Linked DNA regions of Homo sapiens: region 1 is linked to region 2. The links are chromatin contacts, found by Hi-C or POLR2A ChIA-PET in ENCODE. All regions are on one chromosome and are shown on one strand. Each heading gives the region's core, a stretch centred on a gene start or an enhancer-like site at or near the end of the contact. The rest is flanking DNA. Distances are from core to core; before and after follow the strand shown.

Region 1 (4,542 bases), core at 1,967-4,466, 250 kb after region 2:
TTGGCTACCAATTAAAATAAAGTTGGTTACCGTTGCCAGGAATAATACAACAAACAATAGGAAAATATCTAGATGATGAATTTCAAATTCTAAGAAGATTAATTAACATGTTGATCTATCTAACTCATAGTATTTTGAAAGCACTTGTTGATTACTAAAAGATGAAGATGGATGGACAGCAATGTGTTTTTGCTCAGTGCTGTCTATTTCTGTGAATGATGATCTGTCTTCTCAGGGCTTAAGAACATCTCCAGTGGGTGACTGAGATTATTGCAAAAAACCTTTGGCAGTTAGTAAAACTAGAATACAACTAGGAATATTTTTAGAGTGTGTGTGTGATCTGGGTATAATCTCACAAATTAACGGAACTTCAATTATTATAAACTGAAATTAAGTAATTAACATGTATATGCTGTGTTGGGGGGCACTAAGGGAAAACAGATACTTGTCCTAGAAAAACATTTCTGAGAATAAACTTCCTGTGAGATAAGTTTGTGTTTCGGGTTTAAATTTTGAAGCACAAAGTTTTTTTTAATTGAAAAAAAAAAAAGAGAACATCTCCAGTGAAATAAGAATAAACCAACCAACCACAGGAACTAAGCTAGTTAATGTGCTTGTTTCTGGTGGAGCAATATGTTGTTAAAAAAAATTAAAACCATGGCTGAGCATGGTGGCTCATGCCTGTAATACCAGCACTTTTGGAGGCCAAGGCATGTGGATCACGAGGTCAAGAGATCGAGACCATCCTGGCCAACATGGTGAAACCTTGTCTCTACTAAAAATACAAAAATTAGCTGGGCGTGGTGGTGCGTGCCTGTAGTCCCAAGCTACCCAGGAGGCTGAGGCAGGAGAATTGCCTGAACCCAGGAAGCAGAGGTTGCAGTGAGCCGAGATTGTGCCACTGCACTCCAGCCTGGGTGACAGAGTGAGACTCTGTCTAAAAAAAAAAAAAATAAAATAAATAAAAAGCTCAAAACTAAACCTCCATTAAAGTAATATCCTTAGCAAATAGGATTCCTTTTACATGTAATAATTCAGTTCACTCAACAAAGCAAACACTATTGGCTTGAAACCTGCATTTTCTGTTTTCGTAACTCAGACTGCATGAAATTCTGAGAACCTTTAAAGAGGTGTAGTAATTCATCCCCTGCTGTTTGGCATAAAGTGGGTGAAAAATTGGAAATAATTTTTGTGGTGAAAACTAATGGAACAAGGTTAGAAATAATAAATTATATAGAAGCATATATTACCTCTTTAAATGGATGTCCTGGCTGCAGATCCTTTGAGATTCTTTCAGCTTTTCCTGCTGCCTACCTGAGAAGGCCTAATGATCATTTCTAAGGACTGCTCAGTTTTTGGATTCATATATGGATGCAGCAAGGAGAAATTAGTTCATTATTTCAGATAAGCACCAGGCACTTGTGGGAAAAGCCCAATAGGGTTAGAATTTCCACTTTCTTGAATTATTTACATTAATTATGGTAATAAAGAAATGATTATTGAAATCTGAAGACTTCAGAACAGATTTAACATTAAGGCTAATTAAAGTATTGATATGGACAGGAGGCAGGGAAATACTGGGTAGAAGAAGGTGGGGTCCCTGGAGAGGGCTTCATCCTCAGGCCTGGACCCATGGCCCTAAATGAAAACATGCATTCCTGTTTTCCTGCCCAAATGTTGCCTTTTCCAAAATGACCCTGGCCCACCAAGCCCCCCATTCTGTACTCATAAAAGGCCCAAGCTCCACTGGCAGAGGAGCAGAGTGGCATGGCAGAGGAGGAGAGAAGAGAAGAAGCATCTGAACGTTGAGAAGAAGCATCTGAACGTTGAGAGGAGTTCAGTTGGGGATGGTTGGGAGGCACCCTGGCTCCTGCGCCTGCTCACCTGTGTGCTCCCCCTCCCGCAAGGGGAAGGTGAAGACTATCTTCCTACTCCATCCACTTTCTAGCTCCCCATCCTGCTGAGAGCCACTTCCATTGCTCAATAAAATCTTCTGCATACACCATCCTTTGATCCGTTCGTATGACCTGATTCTTCCTGGATGCCAGACAAGAATTCGAGATGCATTGGGTGTGGGGACCCAAAAAGGCTGTCACACTGACTCTTCACTGAGCTGTTCAGCACTTAAGCCATCCGTGGATGGGAAAGCTAAAAGAGCATTGTTTGTAACACATGCTTTCTGGGGCTCCAGAGGTCGCGGGCAACTCCTAGATGCTGCTGTGGGCTGGCTGGTGGCCAAAGGCACTTGCCCTGGCTCTTGCACCTGCTCACCTGTGTGCTCCCCTTTCCACAAGGGGTTCGAGGGTGGTAGCTGAGTAAAATGAGCCACACCAGTGTTGCAAGTCCCAGGAAGGGGTCAAGGGATCTCTCCCATCTCAGCGTTTTATCCAAAGTCTTTAAAAAGAAGTGGGTTGGATTTTATATCTATGACTTAATAGTATTTAGGGGAGAATAAGAACCCCCTGAATATAACTGACCAAACAAAAACCCAAACTCACAAAAATGAAAACACTCTATATACCAAATACAGAATTCTATGTTAACTGGTTTTGTAAGATGTCAGAAAGACCTGTGTTCTAATTTCTGTTCTGATTCAGTTGTTTAACTTTGGACAGCTTGATAGTCTCTCAGAGCCTCTGCTCCTCACTAAAAGAGGGAGTATAATATTTTACCAATAGAGATGTGGTGAGGAGTGAGAGAAGTGATCTCTGGGAGAGTGCCTGGACCACATGATTCATAAATGATTATTTAGGGCCCTCTTCTTTACCTTGAAGAATAGCCAGGGTTGACAGTTTAGGGTGCAGACACACAATTTGTTTCAGTGCTTAAGCCAAGTCCCATCTCCTCTTTACTCCTTCTGCTCCTGTACCCTCTCCTGCAGTGTGAATGAGAGAAGTTCTCTTCTTTTGATATACAGGTTTGGATAGAAGTAGCCAGGAGAGTGACCTGTCTGTCTTCTTTCTTGCTGTCCTGTGTCCTTGGTCTTGTTTACAGAAGGCTGTAGCCTCAGTGCTCTGGCCAAGCCAGGCTCTAGTGTTGAGTCATCATGACTGAGATAACATGGGGTGAGTTGACAAGCTATGTGGGGTGCTCAGAGCTGGTGTTTTCAAATTCTTTTGAACTGCTTTAGAGAGGGCACCAGCCTTGGTTTAGGCAAACTTCCTCCCCATGACAGTCAGACTTCTCCTCTAACCTTCTAGATGTCCTACGCTCTGTCAGGGCAAGGAGTGTGGTCCGGATGTCTGATTCTAAGAGGAAGTGCTTCTGTTCTTGCTTTCAGTTCTGATTCTGTCTTTAAACTTCAGGTTTTCTTTTTCCAGGGGGATTTAAATTATGTTACAAGCTTGCTGTAGGCCAAATGCTTTATATCCATTAACCCACTTAATTCTTACAATGGCCCTGCAAGATCTCATTTTACAGATGAGAAAATTGAGACTTTAATAGCTATTAGGACTTGTGCAAAGCAACATAGTGATAGTACTATTGAAGCCCAGATATGTTTTACTTGAAAGCTATTAAATATTTTCTCTCTCAATTGTATTTACCTTCTTCCCCCTTAATGCCACAGCCCCACAGGAGAGGTATCCTGGCCTGGGGCAAGTACTAATTTAAAGGATTAATTTGCCCAGTAAATCCCGAGATGGGTTCTCTTTCTCTAATGGTCTCATCCCTAAGATGTCATTATAAAAACTTTGCCAGCTGGGAAAAGATGCAAAGGACTCCATAGCATCAATGAGTACAGCATGTGCTCATAAAACTGGTGCTTTAAAAACAGCTACATTTTACTGAGAGAATTAAATAACCAAAAATCAAGGCCAAGTCTTGCAATTAAACAACTGGAGCTGCATTAATTATCTATGAACGGTATTCTGACGAGGTCTTTGGTTCTAAGATTTTGAAGGAAGCAAGAAGAGTACAGTATTCAGTGTTCTATGAGACAGAAGATCCGGTCTTCTCAAGTTAGAAGGTCTTTTTGGGAAAAGTTATGATAACTGAATTATTTTATTGTTTTGCTATTTAAAAAGCTCTTTTAAGCCTACAGAGCAGAACAAGCTGGCTCATCTCTGAGCACCAGGGCTAGATCAAAAGTGCATCAACTTTTTTGAAACCAAAACCAAAACAAACATAAATGATATTTCTTCTAAAATTGAAAAATAAAAATTAATGGGGAATAGTCTGGAAGATGGGGTAAAAAGAAGGACAATTGGATTTTTTTTTTTTTTTTTGGAAACAGTTTTACTTTGTTGCCCAGGCTGGAGTGCAGTGGCACGATCTCGGCTCACTGCAACCTCTGCCTCCTGGGTTCAAGCAATTCTCATGCCTCAGGCTCCTGGGTAGCTGGGATTACAGGCGCCTGCCACCATGCCTGGCTGTTTTTTTCTTTTTTTTGCATTTTAGTAGAGATGGGGTTTCACCATGTTGGCCAGGTTCGTCTTGAACTCCTGAGCTCAGGCAATCTGCCCGTCTCAGCCTCCCAAAGTGCTAGGATTACAGGTGTGAGCCACTGCACCCAGCCAGATTTTTTAAGAATTGAACTTTCGT
Region 2 (4,057 bases), core at 399-2,898:
TACTAAAAATACAAAAATTAGCCAGGCGTGGTGGTGCGTGCCTGTAATCCCAGCTACTCGGGAGGCTGAGGCAGGAGAATCGCTGGAACCAGGGAGTCGGAGGTTGCAGTGAGCCGAGACTGCACCATTGCACTCCAGCTTGGGCGACAGGGCGAGATTCCGTCTCAAAAAAAAAAAAAAGTTAGCTTAAAAGAAACCCGAAAGATGTAGTATCCTTGCTTTCATTCAGAAACATACATAGTTGTTTTAGGTTTTACTGTAAAGTGGTATGTTTAAGTTTACGCAATCCATTCATCAAACATTTCAACTTGGAAATTAAAGGCTACTTTGGAATACTGTTTTAATTAAAATCAAAGCAACAGGGGGAAAAGTTTTATGCTAAATATAACTTCATTGAAAAAGTATTCAGGAATCGTTGTACTGATAAAATGATTATCTTGATTAAAATGATGCAAATTCAACTGCAGTCATATGCAGCTATTTCTTTCAAAATTGTCACCATTTGTTCTTTTTTTCTGACACTACAATACTCTGCTTTCATTAAAAGCCAGTAAGGCGGCACTGCTTCTTCAATATCAAAACCTTTTGGAAACCTTGGTTCAGAGGAAGCTGCACACTCTTCACAGTGCTAGAAAGGATCAGTGTGGTCACTCTAGGACAAATGTCACTGTCATCAACACGTCTGGGTGTCTCATAGTGACCTGGGTCATGCAGAAGTGTGGGGGAAGGCTGGTGTCTGAAACAAAGTCGACAGCTACAGTGCCCTGAAAGGGGAGAGGTTTTAAGAATACTAGAAGATGAGGCTCCGACCTACGGGAAAGCAGTCTCCCGGGGCATATCAATTCCGGGGGTGCACCGTCCCCTCCCGCAGAAAAGGGACGCAGGTGTTGCCCTCCCCCGGCGACCCCACCGCCTTCTTCCCGGCGCCGCCGCCCCCTCCCCCAGCCCCCTAGTTACCTTTCTCATCCTCATCGATGCGCAGGGCAATGGAGATGTACTCGAAGGCCTGTTTGTGGAAGACTCGGACGCGCTCGGCCTCGCCGCCCGGCACCGGCGCCGGGGCCGAGGCCGAGGCAGGTGCTGGCGCGGCCCCGGAGCTCCTCTTGGCTGCCATGAGGGCGCGGGAGAAGCGCTGGCAGAGCCACACGAAGAGGAGCCCCAGGTGGAAGGCGACCAAACGCAGCAGCGCGAAGCCTACAAACAGCGGGTAGGAGAAATAGTACAGGTTCCGCTTATGCGGCGACTCGGGCGGAGGGGCCGGCCCGGCGGCGGGAGGGGCGGGGGCCAGGCAAGGGGGCGGAGGCCTGGGAGGCACCGGGTTGCTGGCGCCGCCGGAGCCTTTCTTCTTCCCTCGTCCACCCGGAGAATTCATTCACAGCTCTCACTGCCGCCGCCGCCATAACCCGCCTCCCGCAGACCGACGGGAACCAAGCGACGGCGGCAGCCACTGCTACGGCGGGGGCCACAGACCCCCGTGTGCCCGCCGGTCTCAGGAGCTCCGCACTGCCGCACGCTGCCCGCCGGCCCCGCCCCTTTCTCCTTCCTCGGCCAGGAGCACAACCCCTTCTCCTCCTGCAGTCGGTGGCTCGGGCCCCTCCCTTCCTGTCGCTGTCCTCTCCGCCGCCTGGTGGCTCCCAGCGGCGGCCGCGCACGCGCACGTCTTCCCGTGTTTTTCTCCGGCGCGCGCGCGCACGGCGCGTCTTTGTTGACCGGGGCCCCTGTACGCGTGTGCGGCCCCCGCCTCTCGGCTTTCCCACTCAACTACAGTTCCCAATGTGCAGTTCGGCTCACGTCGGCAGCCCTGGAGAGCTCCTGCCAGGAAGCCTTCGTAATCGATCCACGGAAGGGGGAATTGCGGCTTGGGGTCGCTCTGCTGGTTCGCTAGGCTCCTCTCTCAGTGTCGTCGTTTTCTTAGATTTCTTTCATCTTTTTCTGCCAGGCGACCTAAGTCTTCTCCGAAGGATAATTGGCCCATCTCAGAAGCAATGGATATCAATCTGGGAATTAAATTAGCCGGGCGTGGGGGCGCGCGCCTGTAGTCCCAGCTGGTTGGAAGGCTAAGGCCGGAGAATCGCTTGAACTCGGGAGGCAGAGGCTGCAAGTGAGCTGAGATCGCGCCACTGCACTCCAGCCTGGGCGACAGAGCGAGACTCCGTCTCCAGAAAAAATAAAATAAAAATTTAAAATCTGGGAATTATTTGAGAGGAAAGCAATTGTGAAGATAAGAAACTTCAGGTCACTGCAAACAACAGCAACAAAAATGTTAGCTCAGTGTGATGAGATCAACTAACCCAGGGGTTTAACTAAATTAGTGCATATTTAGATGTCTAATATGAAAGATAATTTATTTGAATAAGGGAAATCTTAGGTTTTGCATAGTTACCATCCCATAGTTTACTGAAGAATCTACACTTTTTTTTTAATCTACTCAGCATCCCTTCCTTTGGGAAACTACCTGCTTGTCTCTGCTCCCTGTATTCTAATGAGCTGCAAGCACAGAACCCAGACCGCAAAGGCGGAAGCAAACACTAGGTCAGTCAGATTCTCCTGGGACCTGGAATCTTGGCTGGAGACCCACCGAATAGAAAGTAACTGGAAACGAGTGCTCTTAAGAGCGGGTTTATCAATGCATCACATTGAGCTCCCCCAGAGCTGCTGGGTTCCTGACTGGTCACTTGGTTATGTAATCTATCCAATACACTAATCAGTCTGTTTCTCTGTTTCTCTCTTCCTCTCTCCTTTCCCCCTTCCTTCCTTTCGTCTTTTCCTCTCTCTCCCTCTCTCTCTATCTCCACGTCTTTTTTCTCTTCTCTTTCTCTTTTTACTTGAGTTAGCCATAATTATTTCTTGTTTCCTAAAACTAAGGAAGCCAAACTGATAAAAAGACTCCGTTATTTACAATGTGAGGTTTCCAAATGCCCCATGAGAGCTTCCAGCTTCCAAGAATCTCCACATTCTGCCACAGCTTTATTTTTTTATTTTTTGGACAGGGTTTCACTCCATTGCCCAGGCTGGAGTGCAGTGGCGCAAACAACATGACTCACTGCAACCTCCACCTCCCTGGCTCAGGTGATCCTTCCACCTCAGCCTCCCGAGTAGCTGGGATCACAGGCACACGCCACTGGGCCCGACTAATTTTTGTATTCTTTATAGAGCCAGGGTTTCACCATGTTGCCCAGGCTGGTCTCCAACTCCTGGGCTCAAGCAATCCGCCTGCCTCAGCCTTCCAAAGTGTTGGGATTACAGGCATGAGCCACCCCATCGCGCCCCCAGCTAATTTTTTTACTTTTTTGTTGAGACAGGGTCTTGCTATGTTTCCCAGGTTGGTCTTGAATTCCTGGGCTCAAGCAACCTGCCCGCCTCGGCCTCCCAAAGTGCTGGGATTACAGGCATGAGCCACAGCACCAGCCAATTTTACTTAATTATTCCCCGCCAGTACTGCCCTACAAATGTCACAGGCTATTGCAAAAATGACCTACTCCCTGTTTCCCTCTTATTGCTCCCCCTTCTCTGTGCTTATGCTAGACCCTCATTCTGAAATGCCCTCTTTCGGCCGGGTGTGGTGGCTCACGCCTGTAATCCCAGAACTTTGGGAGCCGAGGCGAGCAGATCACCGGAGGTCAGGAGTTCAAGAGCAGCCTGGCTAACATGGCAAAACTCCCTCTATACTAAAAATACAAAAGTTAGACAGGTGCATTCCTGTGGTGGTGGTGCATTCCTGTAATCTCAACTAGTGCGAGGCTGAGGCAGGAGAATCACTTGAACCTGGGAGGCTGAGGCCGCGGTGAGCCAAGATCATGCCAATGCACTGCAGCCTGGGCGACAGAGCGAGACTCTGTCTCAAAAGCAAACAACAAAAAATTTTTTTTAATGAAATGCCCTCTTTTAAATCTGATTCAGGGCCTGGCACGGTGGCTCACACCTGTAATCCCAACACTTTGGGAGGCCAAGGCAGGCGGATCACCTGAGGTCGGGAGTTCGAGACCAGCCTGACCAACATGGAGAAACCCTTTCTCTATTAAAAATACAAAACTAGCCGGGCATGGTGGCGCATGCC

Evidence for each region. A loop is a pair of places that touch in the nucleus more often than their neighbours do. ChIA-PET counts read pairs that join two places held with the same protein, here RNA polymerase II (POLR2A). Pooled maps may share reads with other maps.
Region 1: a map with no recorded cell type shows a loop between it and region 2 (8-fold over the local background). The contact joins the enhancer-like site here to the promoter of SPAST in region 2. A Hi-C loop is called at or near these places in 3 of 37 single-sample maps with no recorded cell type and 5 of 50 pooled maps. POLR2A ChIA-PET finds 5 or more read pairs at or near these places in 6 of 52 experiments (GM12878, HEK293, T-cell and 3 more).

Annotation. Positions count from the first base shown.
Region 1 is chr2:31,810,870-31,815,411 of GRCh38, reverse strand. No RefSeq gene overlaps it. Among named protein-coding and RNA genes, the nearest start is that of LINC01946, 9.2 kb to the right of the region's middle. RefSeq lists a silencer at 3,096-3,175. Within about 2 kb of position 3,216, at least 10 of the 41 ENCODE cell types and tissues checked have a DNase peak (open chromatin) inside an H3K27ac peak, as active enhancers do.
Region 2 is chr2:32,061,147-32,065,203 of GRCh38, reverse strand. SPAST (spastin) reads right to left here and starts at 1,648. Exons shown (of 17, transcript NM_014946.4): 1 at 958-1,648. The coding sequence starts at 1,372. RefSeq lists silencers at 785-914, 945-1,364, 1,425-1,564 and enhancers at 936-1,736, 1,785-1,854.